Linked DNA regions of Mus musculus: region 1 is linked to region 2. Evidence: chromatin loops called from intact Hi-C (ENCODE). Cell type or tissue: left cerebral cortex. All regions are shown on one strand. Each heading gives the region's core, and the rest is flanking DNA. Links, peaks and the distances in the headings are about the cores only.

The links. A loop is a pair of places that touch in the nucleus more often than their neighbours do. Peaks named below come from ENCODE experiments on the same cell type or tissue, not always from the same donor. Only the 100,000 strongest peaks of a DNase experiment are listed, where the experiment ranks them.
Region 1: it touches region 2 in a loop (2.2-fold over the local background); 22 of 42 quality-filtered maps call a loop at or near these places.

Annotation. Positions count from the first base shown.
Region 1 is chr9:108,275,417-108,283,742 of GRCm38, reverse strand. No RefSeq gene overlaps it. Among named protein-coding and RNA genes, the nearest start is that of Nicn1, 11 kb to the left of the region's middle. In left cerebral cortex, for the core only: a CTCF peak has its summit at 4,465 (motif pointing right); no DNase peak of the experiment used is centred there; H3K27ac peaks cover 451 bases.
Region 2 is chr9:108,198,833-108,207,158 of GRCm38, reverse strand. Dag1 (dystroglycan 1) reads left to right here. Exons shown (of 4, transcript NM_001276482.1): 4 at 1-2,298. Among named protein-coding and RNA genes, the nearest start is that of Bsn, 13 kb to the right of the region's middle. In left cerebral cortex, for the core only: CTCF peaks have their summits at 3,913, 4,834 (motif pointing left) and 5,764 (motif pointing right); DNase peaks (open chromatin) are centred at 2,111, 2,460, 3,915, 5,821 and 1 more place; H3K4me3 peaks cover 263 bases; H3K27ac peaks cover 4,454 bases.

The DNA.
Region 1 (8,326 bases), core at 203-8,202, 76 kb before region 2:
AACGAGAGGCAATATACATATACATATACAATATAATCTTTTTAAAGATTTATTTATTGAGACAATCTTCTCTACATAGGCCTGGCTGCCCTGGAATTCACTATGTAGTCTAGGCTGGCCTCAAACTAACCTGCCTTTGCTTCCCAAGTGTTAATGTTAAAGGCCACCATATCTGTCCTAAAGATTTATTTTTGAAGTCTGGAGAGATCGCTCATTGGTTTAGAGTATTGGAATTGGAATTACAGATGGTTGTGAGCTGCCATGTAGATGCTGTGTGGATGCTGGGGACCAAACCTGGGTCCCAGAAAGAGCACTCAGTGTTCATAACTTCTGACCCACCTCTCCACCCCCTATAGCATATGTTTTTATTCATTTTAAAATTTTATGGTTTTGGCCATTGTTCCTGAATGTGTGTCTCTTCATGACATGAATTCAGTGCCCTTGAAGGCCAGAAGAGGGACTAAGACTCCTGTAACGAGGGCTGGAGAGATGGCTCAGAGGTTGGGGCACTGACTGCTCTTCCGAAGGTCTTGAGTTCAAATCCCAACAACCACATGGTGGCTCATGGCCACCCATAATGAGATCTGACACTCTCTTCTGAAGACATCTACAGTGTACTTACATGTAATAATAAATAAATCTTTTTTTATTTAAAAAAAGACTCTTGTAATGGGAAGCACAGATAGTTGTGAGCCACCATGTTGGTGCTGAGACTTGAACTTAGATCCTGCCAGGCGGTGGTGGCACACGCCTTTAGTCCCAGCACTTGGGAGGCAGAGGCAGGTGGATTTCTGAGTTCGAGGCCAGCCTGGTCTACAGAGTGAGTTCCAGGACAGCCAGGGCTATACAGAGAAACCCTGTCTCGAAAAGAAGAAGAAGAAGAAGAAGAAGAAGAAGAAGAAGAAGAAGAAGAAGAAGAAGAAGACGACGACGACGACTCAGATCTTCTGGAAGAACAGCCAATGTTCCTGATTGCAGAGCCAACTCTCCAGTCGTTTGTTTGTTTGTTTCAAGACAGGATTTCTCTATATAGCTCTGTTGGTCTTGGAACTTGCTCTGGAGAACAGGCTGGCCTTGAATTCAGAGATTTGCTGGCCTCTGCCTCTGCCTCTGCCTCTGGAGTGCAGGGATTAAAGTTGTATACTACCGCTACCACCTATCCTTTTTTTTTTTTTAAGATTTATTTATTTGGGGCTGGTGAAATGGCTCAGTGGGTAAGAGCACCCGACTGCTCTTCCGAAGGTGGTCCGAAGTTCAAAATCCCAGCAACCACATGGTGGCTCACAACCACCCTTAATAGATTTATTTATTTATTATATGTAAGTACACTGTAGCTGTCTTCAGACAGCACCAGAAGAGAGCGTCAGATCTCATTACAGATGGTTGTGAGCCACCATGTGGTTGCTGGGAATTGAACTCAGGACCTCTGGGAGAGCACTCAGTGCTCTTAACCTCTGAGCCATCTCCCCAGCCCCCACTTATCTTTTAAAAAACCTTTTCAGTTTAATTAATTTACTTTACACCTGCATGCCAGAAGAGTGCATCAGATCCCTTCATTGATGATCATGAGCCACCATGTGGTTGCTGGGAATTGAGCTCAGGACCTCTGGAAGAGCAGTCAGTGCTCTTAACCTCTGAGTCGTCTCTCCAGCCTACTCTCCAGATCTTATTTTATTAAGTGTGTGTGTGCGTGTGTGTGTGTGTGTGTGTGTGTGATACATGTTTGGGGATGCATGCTACAGAGTGTGAACGGAGGTCAGAGTATTTCCTAGTTTGCAGACATGCCCACCCGCCACACTGATGGAGGCCATTCTTCAAGTGAGATTCATTCTTCCCAAGTGTGCCAAATTGACAGCCAAGGTTAGCCATCACACAGGACAACTCTGTAGTGTGGGTGTTCTCCTTCCACATTTACAAGGGTTTAGAGTCAAACACAAGTCACCAAACCTGTGTAGCCATATCACCGTTCATAGTTTTAGGGTCCCCTGATTTATTGTTTTATGTTTATGGTGTTTTGCCTGAATGTCTGTCTGTGTACCATATGCAAGATGGGTCCAAGTGGACCGGAAGACGACATTGAATCCCTTGGAACTAAAGTTAGAGAAAGTTGTTAACCACCATGTGGTGCCAGGAATTGAAACAGCTCTCAACTGCTGAGGCTTCTCTCCAGCCCCACAGAATTTGGGTTTTTAAAAGCAGGGTCTTATGTAGCTCATGCTGGCCTCAAACTCCTGAGTCTTCTGCTTCTGCCTCTCAAGTGCTGGAATTTCTAGGCCTGTGCCACCACACCTGCCTCGCTTGCTCTCTCTGTCTCTCTCTATGTTTCTGTGTGTCTCTGTGTCTCTCTCTGTCTCTGTCTCTCTGTGTTTCTGTGTCTCTGTCTTTCTTTCTTTATAATGGTAAGGATTGAACCCAGGACTGCTTTGTGCCTACTAGGCACTCTACCATTGGGCTGTATCCCTAGCCTTGGGTTTATATGTGTGTGTGTGGTATATGGTGTTGATGTGTGTGTGTATGTGTGTGATGTGTGTGTGTGTGGTGTGTGGTAGATGTATATACATGGTGTGGGTATGTGTATGTGTGTGTGTAATGTATGTGTGTGTACTGTGGTATGTGTGTATGGTGTGTGTATGTATGTGTATATATGTGTGTGTGTGTGTGGTATATGTATATATCTGTGTGGCATGTGTGTATGTATATATATGTGTGTGTGTAATGTGTATATGTGTATGCATGTGTGTACATGTGTGTGTGTGAAAGAGAGAGAGACAGAGAGACAGAGAGAGAGAGACTTCTGTAATCTAGGCTAGCCTCAAACTTGCTACGTAGCCAAATAACTCTTGCTTTTCTGAGACAAGGTCTTGCCATATAGCCTAGACTTGATAACTTGATGCTGTCCTCTTGTCTCAGCCTGCAAGATCTGGGATTACAGGCATAGGCCACTGCACCTAGACCCTCTCATTTATTTGTTTATTTATGTATTTTACAGTGCTAGGGATCAAACCCACGGACAGTCTGTTCAGCTGTCTCCAATAGGCTGGGGGGAGGTAGCACAGTGGAGAAGTGGAGCAAGCCGCTTCCTTGAAGCTCTCCTAGCCTAGTCTCCTAGGCTCTGGAGGGCAGTGCGAGTCAACGTGGCCAGGAGGAGGCCCTTGACTCATAGCCAGTTGGGGCTGAACCAACATGGAATTTCCCTAACCTTAGGGGCTCTTAAGGCTGGAATCCCTACAAGTTAAATAAGTGAGACATAAAAAGACTTTTAAATTACAGGCTTATGGGCAAGATAATGTAGAGAAACGTGTTTTGTTTTGTTTTGTTTTGTTTTTCTGTGAAAATTGTCAATAGCCTTTTCAGATTATGAAAGTAAAGAAGGCTGGAGGAGGAGCCTGCTCTGGTCATGAAATCCCTTCCCAGGCCCTGTTTCTAAACACCACGGTGCCTTCCAAACATTGGCTGACAGCCCTAGCATCTCCCTGGGGCTTGCTGTGGAATACTCAGCTGTTCCCACCCTGGTCTCTGTGTGCCTAATCAAGAAGGACAGGAAACAAGATTTTTCTCCAGTTCTTTGGGGCGGGGGTGCTGGGAGAGCTAGGGGCTTCGAGCTTCCTGCAGCTGCTGGGAACAGGAAGCCAAAGAATGCTTGTATGTCCTGGTTTTCCTGGGACTCATGTCTTGCCATCAAAGTCTCTGGGCTTCTTCTTCTTCTTCTTCTTCTTCTTCTTCTTCTTCTTCTTCTTCTTCTTCTTCTCCTTCTCCTTCTCCTTCTCCTTCTCCTTCTCCTTCTCCTTCTCCTTCTCCTTCTCCTTCTCCTTCTCCTTCTCCTTCTTCTTCTTCTTCTTCTTTTTTACCTCTACAGGACAGGGACTTCCAATTTAGCCTTGGCTGTCCTGGAACTTTTTGTTTGTTTGTTTGTTTGTTTTTGTTGTTGTTTTTGTTTTTCTAGACGGGGGTTCTCTGTATAGCCCTGGCTGTCCTGGAACTCACTTTGTAGACCAGGCTGGCCTCCAACTCAGAAATCCACCTGCCTCTGCCTCCCAAGTGCTGGGATTAAAGGCGTGGGCCAGCACTGCCTGGCGTCCTGCAACTTGTTATGTAGTCCAGACTGGCCTCAAAGTCACAGAGATCCCTTGTTACAGTCTGCAGAGTTCTGGAATTAAAGTTATGTGCTACCATGCCTGGATCTCTGGGCTTTCCGTCAAAATTAGTTTTTGTTGTTGTTTTTAAAGATTTATTTCAGCTGGGCGTGGTGGTGCACGTCTTTAATCCTAGCACTTGGGAGGCAGATGCAGGTGGATTTCTGAGTTCGAGGCCAGCCTGGTCTACAGAGTGAATTCCAGGACAGCCTGGGCTATACAGAGGAACCCTGTCTCGAAAAAAAACAAAAAAAAAATTATTTATTTTTACTTCATGTGGATGGGTGTTTTGTCTGCATAATATATATTTGCCTCACTTGCATGCAGTGCCTTGTGAGGCCAGAAGAGGGTGCTAGATTCCCCTGAATCTGGAGTTACAAGGGGTGGTAAGCCTCCACGTGGATGCTGGAATTGAACCTGGGTCCTTTGCATGAGGACTAAGTGCTCTTAACCACTGAACCATCTCTCCATTTTGGCTTTTACTAACCACATGTTTTATCCCCTCTCAAGAGAAATCCAGAATGAAGATGACTGTGGTTCCAGACAGTGTAAGACCCAGGGAGCTATTTTATTTTATTTTTTCAGATCTGTTATCCACAAATTTCATCAGTTTTGGTTGCTTCGTTTGAGGACTGCTTGAAGGATCAGTCAGTCACCTCTGCTCCATTTGTGTCCATTTGGCCTGGCCGTGTCCTGTTCCACTGAACCCCTCCTGGGAATTCACAAAGCTAGAAGGAAAATTTGGATTGACCCAAAGGCTCAGCTACCGTGAAGTGACCTCTCCTCCAGAGGGACTCATCCAGCTCCTGGTTTCCTGGGGGTCTATTTCCCCATCCAGGAGCGGAAATGTAAACTTCTTAGCTTCGAGGACTGCGACTTTCACGTCTCTGCTTTGGGCATTCTTGCATGACTGACGATGGAGTAAAGGGCTTAGAAAATGCCTTTATCATTCATCTACTGTCCTGCTTCCATGGATACACTCTTTTTTGTTTTGTTTTGTTTTGTTTGAGACAGGGTTTCTCTGCATAGCCCTGGCTGTCCTGGAACTCACTTTGTAGACCAGGCTGGCCTCCAACTCAGAGATCCACATGCCTCTGCCTCCCATGTGCTACAATGCCCAGCTTTGTTTTGTTTCTTTTTTTTTTTTTTTTTTAAAGATTTACTTATTTGCAGGGCATGGTGGCACACACCTTTAATCCCAGCACTCAGGAGGCAGAGGCAGGCAGATTTCTTAGTTCGAGGCCAGCCTGGTCTACAAAGTGAGTTCCAAGACAGCCAGGGCTACACAGAGAAACCCTGTCTGGAAAAACAAACAAACAAACAAAAAAGATTTACTTATTTGTTTTATGTAAGTACACTGTAGCTGTCTTCAGACACTCCGAAAGAGGGCATCAGACCCCATTACGGATGGTTGTGAGCCACCATGTGGGGAATTTGAACTCACAACCTCCAGAAGCAGAGCCATCGGTGCTCTTAACCACTGAGCCATCTAGACAGCCCCCTCCATCTCATTGTTTTATACAGCAAGTTCCAGGCTGGCCAGAGTCACATAGTGAAAACATATCTGAAAAAAAGAGGAGGCAGGGGGAGAGCGACTGTGGCTGCTATTTCAGGTCAGGTGCTTGCCTAGAGGCACTGGGGCTCTCCCTGGCTTTGATCCCCAACATTGGAAACCAGATGTGGTGCCATTTGTCTGTATCTTAGCACTTAGGGGAGACAGGAAGATCAGAAGTTCAAGGTCATCATCCCATACATAGAAAGTTCAAGGTCTGGGGCTGGAGAGATGGCTCAGCAATCTCTGCTTTTCCAGAGGACCTGGGTTTGATTCCCAGCTAACAACCATTTGTGCCTCCAGTTCGTTCTACAGGCTCCAGTGCTCTCTTCTGGTCTCCCTGGGCACCAGGAAGGCATATGGTGCTCAGATACACAATTGAAAATATACACACAAAAATAATTAAATAACATTGTTTTAAAAGTTCAAGGCCGGAGCTGGAGAGATGGCTCAGTGGTTAAGAGCACTAGCTGCTCTTCCAGAGGTCCAGAGTTCAATTCCCAGCAACCACATGGTGGATCACAACCATCTGTAATGGGATTCAATGCCCTCTTTGGTGTCTAAAGACATCGACCGTGTACTCATAAAAATTAGGTAAATAAAACTTAAAAAAAAAAAAAATTCAAGGCCTGAGCTAGCAAGATGGTTCAGCGGGTAAGAGCTCTGACTGCTCTTCGGAAGGTCCTGAGTTCAAATCCCAGCAACCACGTGGGCTCGCAACCACTCGTAATGGGATCTGACGCCCTCTTCTAGTGTGTCTGAAGACAGCTACAGTGTACTTAACTATAATCATAAATAATTAAAAAAAAAGTTCAAGGCTTGCCTGGACTGCAAAATAATTAAAAAAAAAGTTCAAGGCTTGCCTGGACTGCATGAAATCCTACCTCAAGAGCAATTGGTGGGACTGGACAGATGGCTCAGTGGTTAAGAGCACTGGCTCTTTAACAATTCGACCACCACTATTTCTTTTTTTTATTTTTTGTTTTTTTTGTTTTTTTTTTTTTTTTTTTTTTTTTTTTTTGAGACAGGGTTTCTCTGTATAGCCCTAGCTGTCCTGGAACTCAGAAATTTGCCTGCCTCTGCCTCCCAAATGCTGGGATTAAAGGCATGTGCCACCATGCCCGGCTCCTAACCACTATTCTTAGTTCTCAAATTATAGGTATTGATCACTTTAAGGCAAATCCTTATAGGCCAGTACAGGACAGGGTGAGGACTTCAATTTACTCTGTGGCATGTAGATGTCACAGAGCAGGTATGTGCTTTTAGAATTTGGGCTGTAAAATGTCAGCCAGACATTTACAACCATTTCCTTCAGGCTTTGGGAGACCCCACTCAACCAAACGTTCGTGATTTACTTGTGTTGAAGATTGAACCCAGCACTTCATGCATTCTAAGAACTTTCTCTTCCACTGAGTCCAACTTTATTGGGTATATTAGAAGTGATAGAATACCTTGTGGTGGTGGCCAACACCTTTAATCCCAGCACTCTGGTAGAAGAGCCAGGTAGATTTCTGTGAGTTAGGTCTACAGAGGGAGTTCCAGGACAGCTAGGGATATGCAGAGAACCTCTGTCTCAACTAATAAACAAACAAAATAGAAGAAGGAGAAGGGGAAGGAGGAGGAAGAAGAAGAGGAGGAAGAACAGGAGGAGGAGGAAGAAGAGGAGGAGGTAGAAGAGGAAGAGGAGGAGGTAGAAGAGGAAGAGGAGGAGGAGAAGGAGGAGGAGAAGAAGAAGAAGAAGAGGAGGAGGAGGAGGAGGAGGAGGAGAGGAGGAGGAGGAAGAAGAAGAAGAAGAAGAAGAAGAAGAAGAAGAAGAAGAAGAAGAAGAAGAAGAAGAAGAAGAGGAAGAAGAGGAAGAAGAAGAAGAAATGCCTGTGGTCTTGACACTTGGGAGCAAATGCAGGTTTGAAGCTAGCCTAGGTCTAGTGAGTTCCAGGCCCAGGCAGAGCAATACAGTGACAGGCTGTTTAAAAACAAACAAACAAACAAACAAACAAACAAACAAACCAGGATGGAAAGATGGCTCAGCCCTTAAGAGTACTTACTATACTTGAAAATGACCTGATTCACTTCCTAGCACCCTTGTTGGGCAACCCTCAGCCAGCTTCAGGGAGATCCAACTCCCTGCCCAGACGGAGACACATATTAAGAGCACTGGCTGCTCTTGGAGAAGACCTGGGTTCAATTCCCAGCAACCACATGGCAGCTCACAACTGTCCCTAATCCGACACCCTCACACAGACACACATGCAAGTCCCATGAAATAAAGATAAATAAATTAAAAACAAAAGGTACATCTTAAACAAACAAACAAACAAACACAAAGAGAACTCCTAAGGGATAGACCCACCTCTAGGCACTAGAAGTTCACAAGATAGGCAGAGAACAAACAGACTTGAGCTCTCCAGTCTGTTTTAGAAATAAACCTTTTAAACCACAGAGAGCCATACAACGTGCTAAGTAGGTGTCCGGAGCAGGGACGGGCCAAAAGCAGAGACAAGGAACGAGCTGAGAGTGAGATAGGTCAAGTGGCAAAGAATGTCGTGGGCAGAAGGGTCAGCATGTGGGAAGGCTTGAGGGAAGCTGGCAAATGCTTGGCATGTTTGCAGAAACTTAGAGGTCCCTCGTGACTGGGGTGTCT
Region 2 (8,326 bases), core at 38-8,037:
CCCCAACACCTGACCTAGCACACACTGACAACAGGGCCTGGACAAGCCCGCCCTCTCTGGTCCTCCCAAACCCCAAAGCTGCTGGAGAGACTTTGGGGGACTTTTTTATTTTCATTTTTTGCCTAACAGCTTTTTGTTTGTTCATAGAAAAGTCTTCGCTGCGTTTTTTGATGGCTCTGAAGCACTGTTTGAGTAGAGGTAGAAGGAGGGAGCGAGGAACCGTGAATGAACTCGCAGGCAGTGCTGGGCGGCCCCAGCTCTCTGCATTTTGCCTTTAACACTAACTGTACTGTTTTTTCTATTCACGTGTGTCTAGCTGCAGGATGTAACATGGAAAACAGTAGCTAAAGATTACATTCAAAGGACTTTCAGAAATTAAGGTTAAGTTTTTACATTTAATCTGCTGTTTACCTAAACTTGTACGTATAATTTTTGGGTGGGTATGGGAAATTGCTTTGCTAAAAATAAGATCCCAGGGTGTTTCAAACTTAGAGAAGACCAAGGGACAGTATTTTTTATCAAAGGAATCCTATTTTTTCACACTATGTCAACTTGGTTGCTCTGATATCCCAGAGCCTGACTGAGGGCCTCCTGGTCCTGGCTCGGGTGCCAGGGCCCTGGTGCTGGGTTCGCTCTCCCGCTGTTGCCAGGGGCTGGAAGCTGGAGGGGCCTCTTGGGCCATGGACATCCTGACCTCTACCCCATGCACGCTAGTGGCCTACCACCAAGGGGGTCTTCATTTCTGTGGGAAAGGGACTCCAAAAGGCATTGGTGGCTATGGCCTCCAACCTAGGTGCTCCAAGGTGGGCCAGCTGCTCGTAGGGGCACCTGGGAAGGTCGAAGGACTCCACCTCATCAACCTTTCTTTTCCCTTCTCTGTGGTTTGGTTTGGTTTGGTTCTGTTCTTTCCCTTCCCTCTTAAAAGGAATATCACGGTCTTTGAAACACTCAGTGGGGGACATTTTGGTGAAGATGCAATATTTTTATGTCATGTGATGCTCTTTCCTCACTTGACCTTGGCCACTTTGTCCCAACAGTCCACAGCCCTACCCCATATACCCTGCCCCTCTTCTCTGGCGCTCCAGTCCTGGGCCGTGGGCCTGTGGCTGGGGAGGAGTGCCAGCAATAGTTCATAGTAAAAGTCTGTGGGCTCTCAAAGCTAATTTTTTACTAAAGTTTTTATACAGCCTCAAATTGTTTTATTAAAAAAAAAAAGATTAAAAAATGGTGATGCTTAGCAGCAGTTTGTATAAGCTCCTAGTGTCAACTCCATGGGACTGATGGCTTTGCTCATTTGGACCCTCCCCTCCTTCTTTTCCTAATGGGTTAAATTCTGGATTACATAGAGGCTTCCTTTGCCTTTTTTAGCAGAACATCGTCCATCTGTCTGCATCTCTGTCCCATGACTCAGGGGCACCCACTCTGCTTTGATTCTCCTCCTTTGGAAGAAACCATTTTGAGCATGCCTTTTCTTGATGTCTGAGTTATTTCGGGTACCTTTTAGGGAGGAATGCCTTTTGCAATAATGTATCCCTTCCCTGATGGAGGGTGGGTGGGTGGACCCAGGCTCCCTTTGCACACGGAGCAGTACCTTCTAAGCCATATCGACTGTTGAGCAGAGGGTGTGCTGTCTCAGGAAGGAAAGGCCAGTAGTTCAGAAGGGTTGCTTCCAAATGGTGGTTCTTCTGCTTTCTCCACAAGGCCTACCCTTCCTGCTCAGCCCCCAGGAGGGTTCTTTGTAGTGAGCACTCCCCATGCGGGAGTCTGCCGATGAGTGCTTCATGGATGGCTGGTGACTGGGCCTTGTGCTCCCAAGCTCTGGTCCGAGCTGGAGTTTCCCTGATGTCCCAGAGTCAAGAGCAGGGATCTGATCCGATGAAATTATTTCTGGTGACCTCATCAAAAATAAATAAATAAATAAACAAATAAACAAATCCCAGTATTCCAGGTGAGGGCTTTGGGAAGCCCTCCAGATAACTCTTGTTGCTCTTAGCAACCCCACCATTGGGCATTGCCATGTAGAGAGGAGGCAGGCCCAAAGTGGCCTGTTGTCATAGCAACTGGAGGCAGTGGGGCAGTGAACAGAATAACAACAGCAACAATGCCTTTGCAGGCAGCCCCCTCCCTGAGCCGGCGATGGCCATCAGACTCTGAGACAGAGAGCCAATCTCACATTCAAGTGTTCACCAACCACTGACGTGTTTTTATTTCCTTCTATATGATTTTAAGATGTGTTTTCTGCATTCTGTATAGAAACATATCAAACTAAATAAAAGCAGTGTCTTTATTACAATGTCATTGCCTCTGACTGTCTATTTACCTGGGATCTTCTGGTTCCTGGGCGTGAATGGTGGGAGAGGATCAATCATGGTAGAGAAGGGCAGCTCAGGGAACCTCTGCAGAAGCTGCCATTTCTGTGCCGCCGGGACCTCTGCCAATACGCAAGCTGCTTCTAGTGCTCCTTCTGCCTTTAGTCAAGACTAACTTTAGTCCTCAGTTTCCTCATTTGCCAAGGTAGGGTATAACTGGGAGTCTAGTGGATGGGGTGGAGCGTGATGGGAGATGTGCCTCAGAAGAGGCAGCCTCTCTGAAGGCTGGGGTGGAGCTATGCTGATGGAAACTCTACTGTGGCTTTTATCGTCTTTTGTCCAAAAATACCTATGGGCTTGGGATTGGCTGGTAACCTTAGCGAGCGGTTTCTAACCAGGGTGCTTTGTGCTTGAGCTTCCAGATTCTGGGTGGCCAGCCCTAAGGTGGTGCCTGTCAGGATGTAGACGGGCCTAGGTAGAATGAGCGTACTCCATATCTAGGAAAGGACAGGTGTTCTCCTGGGACAATGCTCATACAGGAAGTAGAGATGCAGCAGTTGTTGCCAGAGGGCCAGTGGTTACAGAAAAAAACGGTGCCTCTTCTGGTTTGTCTCTGCTTCTACCAGCTCACCATGAGTCTTTGCACCCCACTTTTCCTGATGGTCCAAAAGTGTTTGCAGTTAGGATATAAATGTGTAGCACCTTGAAAATGCCAAGGCAAAACCAGCCTAGGCACAAGGGCAGACATGGTGGGGCACACCAATAACTCAAGTTCTTGGGAAGTGGAGCGAAGAGGATCAGGAGTTCAAGGACAGAGTAAGCTACTTAGTAAGTTTCACCTGGGACTCATGAGACCTTGTCCAAAGATACCACATCAGGAAAGACTCCTGACAAGTGTTCAAAGGCACATGCCTCACGGAGCCTTCTAAGCATTGCAGCAGGAACCCCGTAGATGACCCCACAATTGCTCTCAGTTAAGCTGACCCTCAGAAAGCTCAGCTTAAGATGAAACTGAGGATGATCGAGAAGCTACAGGCTGCACGGGGCTCCAGCTGCTTCCTGTCTTCTTTGCAGGAGGTGAGTTGCTGTTGAGCCTGGTAGATGGCCTGCTCCCCAGCCCTCAGGCCAAGTTCCTATGATCTTGTCTTGGTGGAAGTGAGTCTGCCTATGAACAGAAGGTGATAGGAGGGCAGGGGGCAGGCAGAAGGGTACTAAGAGGAACCTGTTTTTCTACTTGATTTGACGCAGGGCTACTTCCTGGGATCCCTCCAGCAAGGCTCTCCAGTCTGTTATTGAGGTTAGGACAGTGCTGTCTCCAAGGGGCTCCAAGATACCCAGTGAACTGGGGCATGGAGTTGAGATAATGGATTATAGTCAAGAGTCGGCCCTCAAGAGAGGTAGAGAGAAAAGCAGAGGATCTGAATTCTTAGCAATCTTGTGTAGACACTTCCGTGAGAGCCAAGCTCTCTGGATCAATCATGGGCGAGACAAGGCTGTTGGCTAGAGGACCTAGTGTGTTTATGAACGGTGACTCGCCTGGCTTCTAGACTATTGCTAAGATGTAGCTTCTAGCTTCTTTTTCTATGCTCCTGCCAAACGAGCCGCTAGGAGGAGCTCTTCCCTGGTTTCTTTACAATACGCAAGGTCTATTCTCAAATACCGGTCCTTCAAAGCTAAATTTTAGTTTCAGTATTGCTGTCTTAAAAATCCATATCAGAGGCCGGGCGGTGGTGGCACACGCCTTTAATCCCAGCACTCGAGAGGCAGAGGCAGGTGGATTTCTGAGTTCGAGGCCAGCCTGGTCTATGGAGTCAGTTCCAGGACAGCCAGGACTACAGAGAGAAACCCTGTCTCAAAAAAACAAAAAACAAAAAACAAAAAAAAAAAAAACAAAACCCAAAAAACCAAAACCAAAACAAAACAAATCCCTATCAGTCTAGCACAGTAGCACACGCCTGTAATCCTGGCGTGTGTGAAGCAGAGGCATTAGAGGAGTTGAAGACAGTCTTGGCTACATAAAAAAATCTGAGATCAGTCTTGGCTACATGAGACTGTCTTAAAACAAAAAGCCTGCAGTGGCACACACTGTAATCCAGCATTCAGGAGCCAGAGGTTTATGAACCTCTCTGAGTTTGAGGCCAGCTTTGTCTGCATGGTGAGTTCCACTCCAGCCAAGACTACTTAGCAAGATCTTGTCTCAAAAAAGGGGAGATGGCGCCAGGCATGGTGGTGCACACCTTTAATCCTAACACTTGGGAGGCAGAGGCAGGCGGATTTCTGAGTTCAAGGCCAGCCTGGTCTACAAAGTGAGTTCCAGGACAGCCAGGGCTATACAGAGAAATCCTGTCTCAAAACCATCCCCGCCCCCCAAAAAGAGGAGGTGGGGAGCAGGAGAGATGAAATGCTCTCCAGTTCAGAGCACTTGCTATTTGTTAGTCCTGAGGACCCAAGTTCAGTGGCTAACACCCACATCTGGTGTCTCAGCCTCCTGGATGCCCTCTTCTGGTCTTTGTGGGGACCCACACCCAGGACATACATTTAACATAGATACACTTACACATAAATAAAAACAGATCTTTAAAAGTGAAAAGGAAAATGAAAGGGAAAAGATAATCGGTGTGGTAGCACTTGCTGTTAACCCCAGCATTTTGGGAGGAAGGTAGATCTCTTTGAGTTCCAGGTCAGCTAGGATTACACAGTGAGGTCCTATCTTGAAAATAAGAAAAAAAGAAAGAAAAGTTATTTATTTTACTCACTTTCTATAAATTACTGTCTTTGATGCACGATGGCTAAGGCAGAGAAGTTGGCCACATTTTTCCAAACTAGCGTAAGGCAAGTTCCATTCCTAGGTGTGACCCCAACACTATTATTTTGTTTGTATTGTAGAAGATCAAGGTGTTTTTTTTTCCAATTTTTATTAGGTATTTTCTTCATTTACATTTCAAATGCTATCCTGAAAGTCCCCCATACTCCCCCCACCCACCCACCCACTCCCACTTCTTGGCCCTGGTGTTCCCCTGTACTGGGGCATATAAAGTTTGCAAGACCAAGGAGCCTCTCTTCCCAATAAAGACCAACATTTTAAATAAACCTCCTAATGAGGGATGGATTTACCACTTCTTTATGAGGACTCTAGAAGATGCAGAGGAGACAGTAGTTTAAAGGAGGGGTGCCCATCTGCTGGGAATTCCAGTGGTAGGAGCAACAGTTGACACCTACTTTGCTGAAGATGACTCGAATTTCATCTGAGACCACGTCTCTTGGGGGTTCTGTGAAGCCCAGATCTCTAGGCAGGTTCAGGACCAGAGCAAGGATTAGGTCTCAATTTGATAGTGGCTCCACAAGCACGCCAAGGAAGCCCCAGCTGACTAGCCCCAAAGGAGAACAATGTCTCCCGACTACCAGGAGATAGCGCTATAGGACTAAGAGGCCAGCAGTGGGCGGGGCTTGAAGAGGTGGGTTGTGGGTGGGAACAAGAATGCCGCAGGCATCAGAAAGTCGGGCTGTGTGCTGGAATGACTTAGGGAGGGAGGGGCTAAATTGCGCCAGCATAGCTGGGAAGGGAGGGGCCACCCGGATGTGGGCAGGACTGAAGCAGAGAGGCGGGCGGAGCGGTCCTCTAGTGGCGCTCAGGCTTCACTACCCTGCTGGGTTCTGAGAATGTGTCTGGTAATCCGAGGCTGTCATTCACATAATACATTCTCTCTCCTAAAAGGAAGCCTGCAGGGGAATGGGTGACGTTGAGGCCCTGGCTTTGCGCTGGCTTCTGCTCTGGGGTTTGAATTCTGCCTGCAAAGTTTGAATTCTGGTGTATTATATAGTCCTTAGGATTCTAACTACTCGTCCTAGCAAGATGGCTTAGTGTAAGGGCGGTTGCCTGAATTTGATCTCGTGATCCATATGTTGGAAAGAGAACTCTTGAAAGTTGGTTTCTGATTCAGATTACTAAACAAATAAACGTGGGTTGGGGAGACCCTCATCCTTTGCCAGCACAAAGTTCTCTCTTACTTTAAGACCTGTGCTCCATGGAGTCTAATTTCCACAATTTGGGTTTGTTGGATTTGTAGTCTCTCCTTCTTCGATCCTGAGAGCATCCGAGGCAGGGGATAGCCTGATAGGGTACTTCGGGATTTGGGAGCGTCTAGACTAGCAGTTAGGCACATCTGGTTGTTGGAGTCGTTTTAGTCTGTACTCCTGGGCAAAGAACATGACCCGAGAAACGAATGGGGATGGAGAATTGGTGGCTCATTCTCTTGTGGACCTGGGGCCTGAGTGCCCTGAAACGCCAGAGAATGCCTTTCCTCAGACTGTCCAGCTCCCGGCACACACTGGGAGAGCAGGTGATCGCTAGCTGGCCAAGAACGCTGTTGTTCTCTGTCTACAGGGTAGCTTAGTCTCAGGATATAGGGACAGATAAGTTTGGAGCCTACCACAATGGGGCAAGCTGAGGATAAGTCAGCCTTCCTACACAGTGACTTGAACTTAGTGCTCCAGGATCATGCCCCACTTCCCTTAGATACTAAGGGAACCTACGGTTAACAGTCTAAGGTTGAGAGCACACTTGGGGGTTGATCCTTTGGGGTCAAATGGCCTTTTCACAGAGGTTGCCTAAGACATTAGAAATCACAGATATTTACATTACACTTTACAACAGTGGCAAAATTACAGTAATGAAGTAGCAGCGAAAATAATTTTATGGTTGGGGGGTTACCACAACATGAGGAACTGTATCAAAGGGTCTCAGCTATGGGGAGGTTGAGAACCACTGTAAGTCTTAGAACGTCTTCTAAAGAAGGTCTTGGGAAAGAGAGGTGGAGCAAAGAGCTGGTCCAGTTAGTGTCAGAGGTGGGTGGACCTCTGAGGGAGTCTCTGAGAGGAAACTAGCTTTGTTTCAGATGCATTCATCCTCAGGGAGCCCAGGGTTGAGATGGGCAGGAACTGGCCATGGGGATTCTGATGTGGATGTAGACCTGCTGGATGCAGGAGCTCATGTCCTGTAGCATGTGTATGTGTGTGTGTGAGGGTGTATATGTACATGAGGGTGTGTATGTGTGTGAGTGTGTGTATGTAAGGATATGTGTGTGTGTGTGAGGGTGTGTATGTGTGTGAATGTGTGTAATGTGAGGGTGTATATGTGTGTGAGTGTGTGTATGTAAGGGTGTGTATGTGTGTGAATGTGAGTGTGTGTATGTGTGTGAGTGTGTGTATGTGTGTGAATGTGAGTGTGTGTATGTGTGTGAGTGTGTGTATGTGAGGGTGTGTGTGTGTGTGTATGTGAGAGAGAGTGTGTGTGTGTGTTGGGATGAGATGAGAATACTTGATTTTCCTGTGTCTAGTGTATGCTTAGAGTGAGGACAGTGGTGCAGCTCAGTTTGTAGTGTTTGCCCAACAAGCATAAAGCCTGGGTTCCATCCCTAGCACCATAAAAACCAGATGTGCCTTGGAAGACCAACAATCCCAGCACCGCAGAGGTGAATACAGGAAAAGTTCAAGGTTTCCCTCCTCTACAGTGGTACATGTATTCAATCCTAGAATTTAGGAGGCAAAGACAGGTGACTTTGCCTGTGACTTTGAGGCCAGCCTGGTCTACATAGCAAGTTTCAGGACACCCAGGGCTACATACTGAGACCTTGTTTCAAAACAAACAAACAAACAAACAATTAAGACTAAAGGGAATGTAGTGCAAATGAGAGCTTGAAGAAGTGCTGACTGTGAGTCCCTGGGCCCTGCCTCTATGATAATTATTCCCCACAACCCTGCTGTGGGTCCTGAGGCTGCACACTCCTGGAACTCCAGCCTCCTTAGAGAGATTCAGGCTCAGGAAGGGCTAGGATTCTTAGAGCAGCCTTGGGAATGGTCAGGGGTGAGCCTGTATGGAATTAGCATTAATAAAGATGGGGAAGACAATTCAATTGCTCACGGCCTTTCTGCTTACAGCAGATGGAGCCCGTCCTTTGCCCAGAGTTACTTGGAATTCTTTTTTTGTTACTTGGAATTCCTAGTCTGCACTGTCAGCT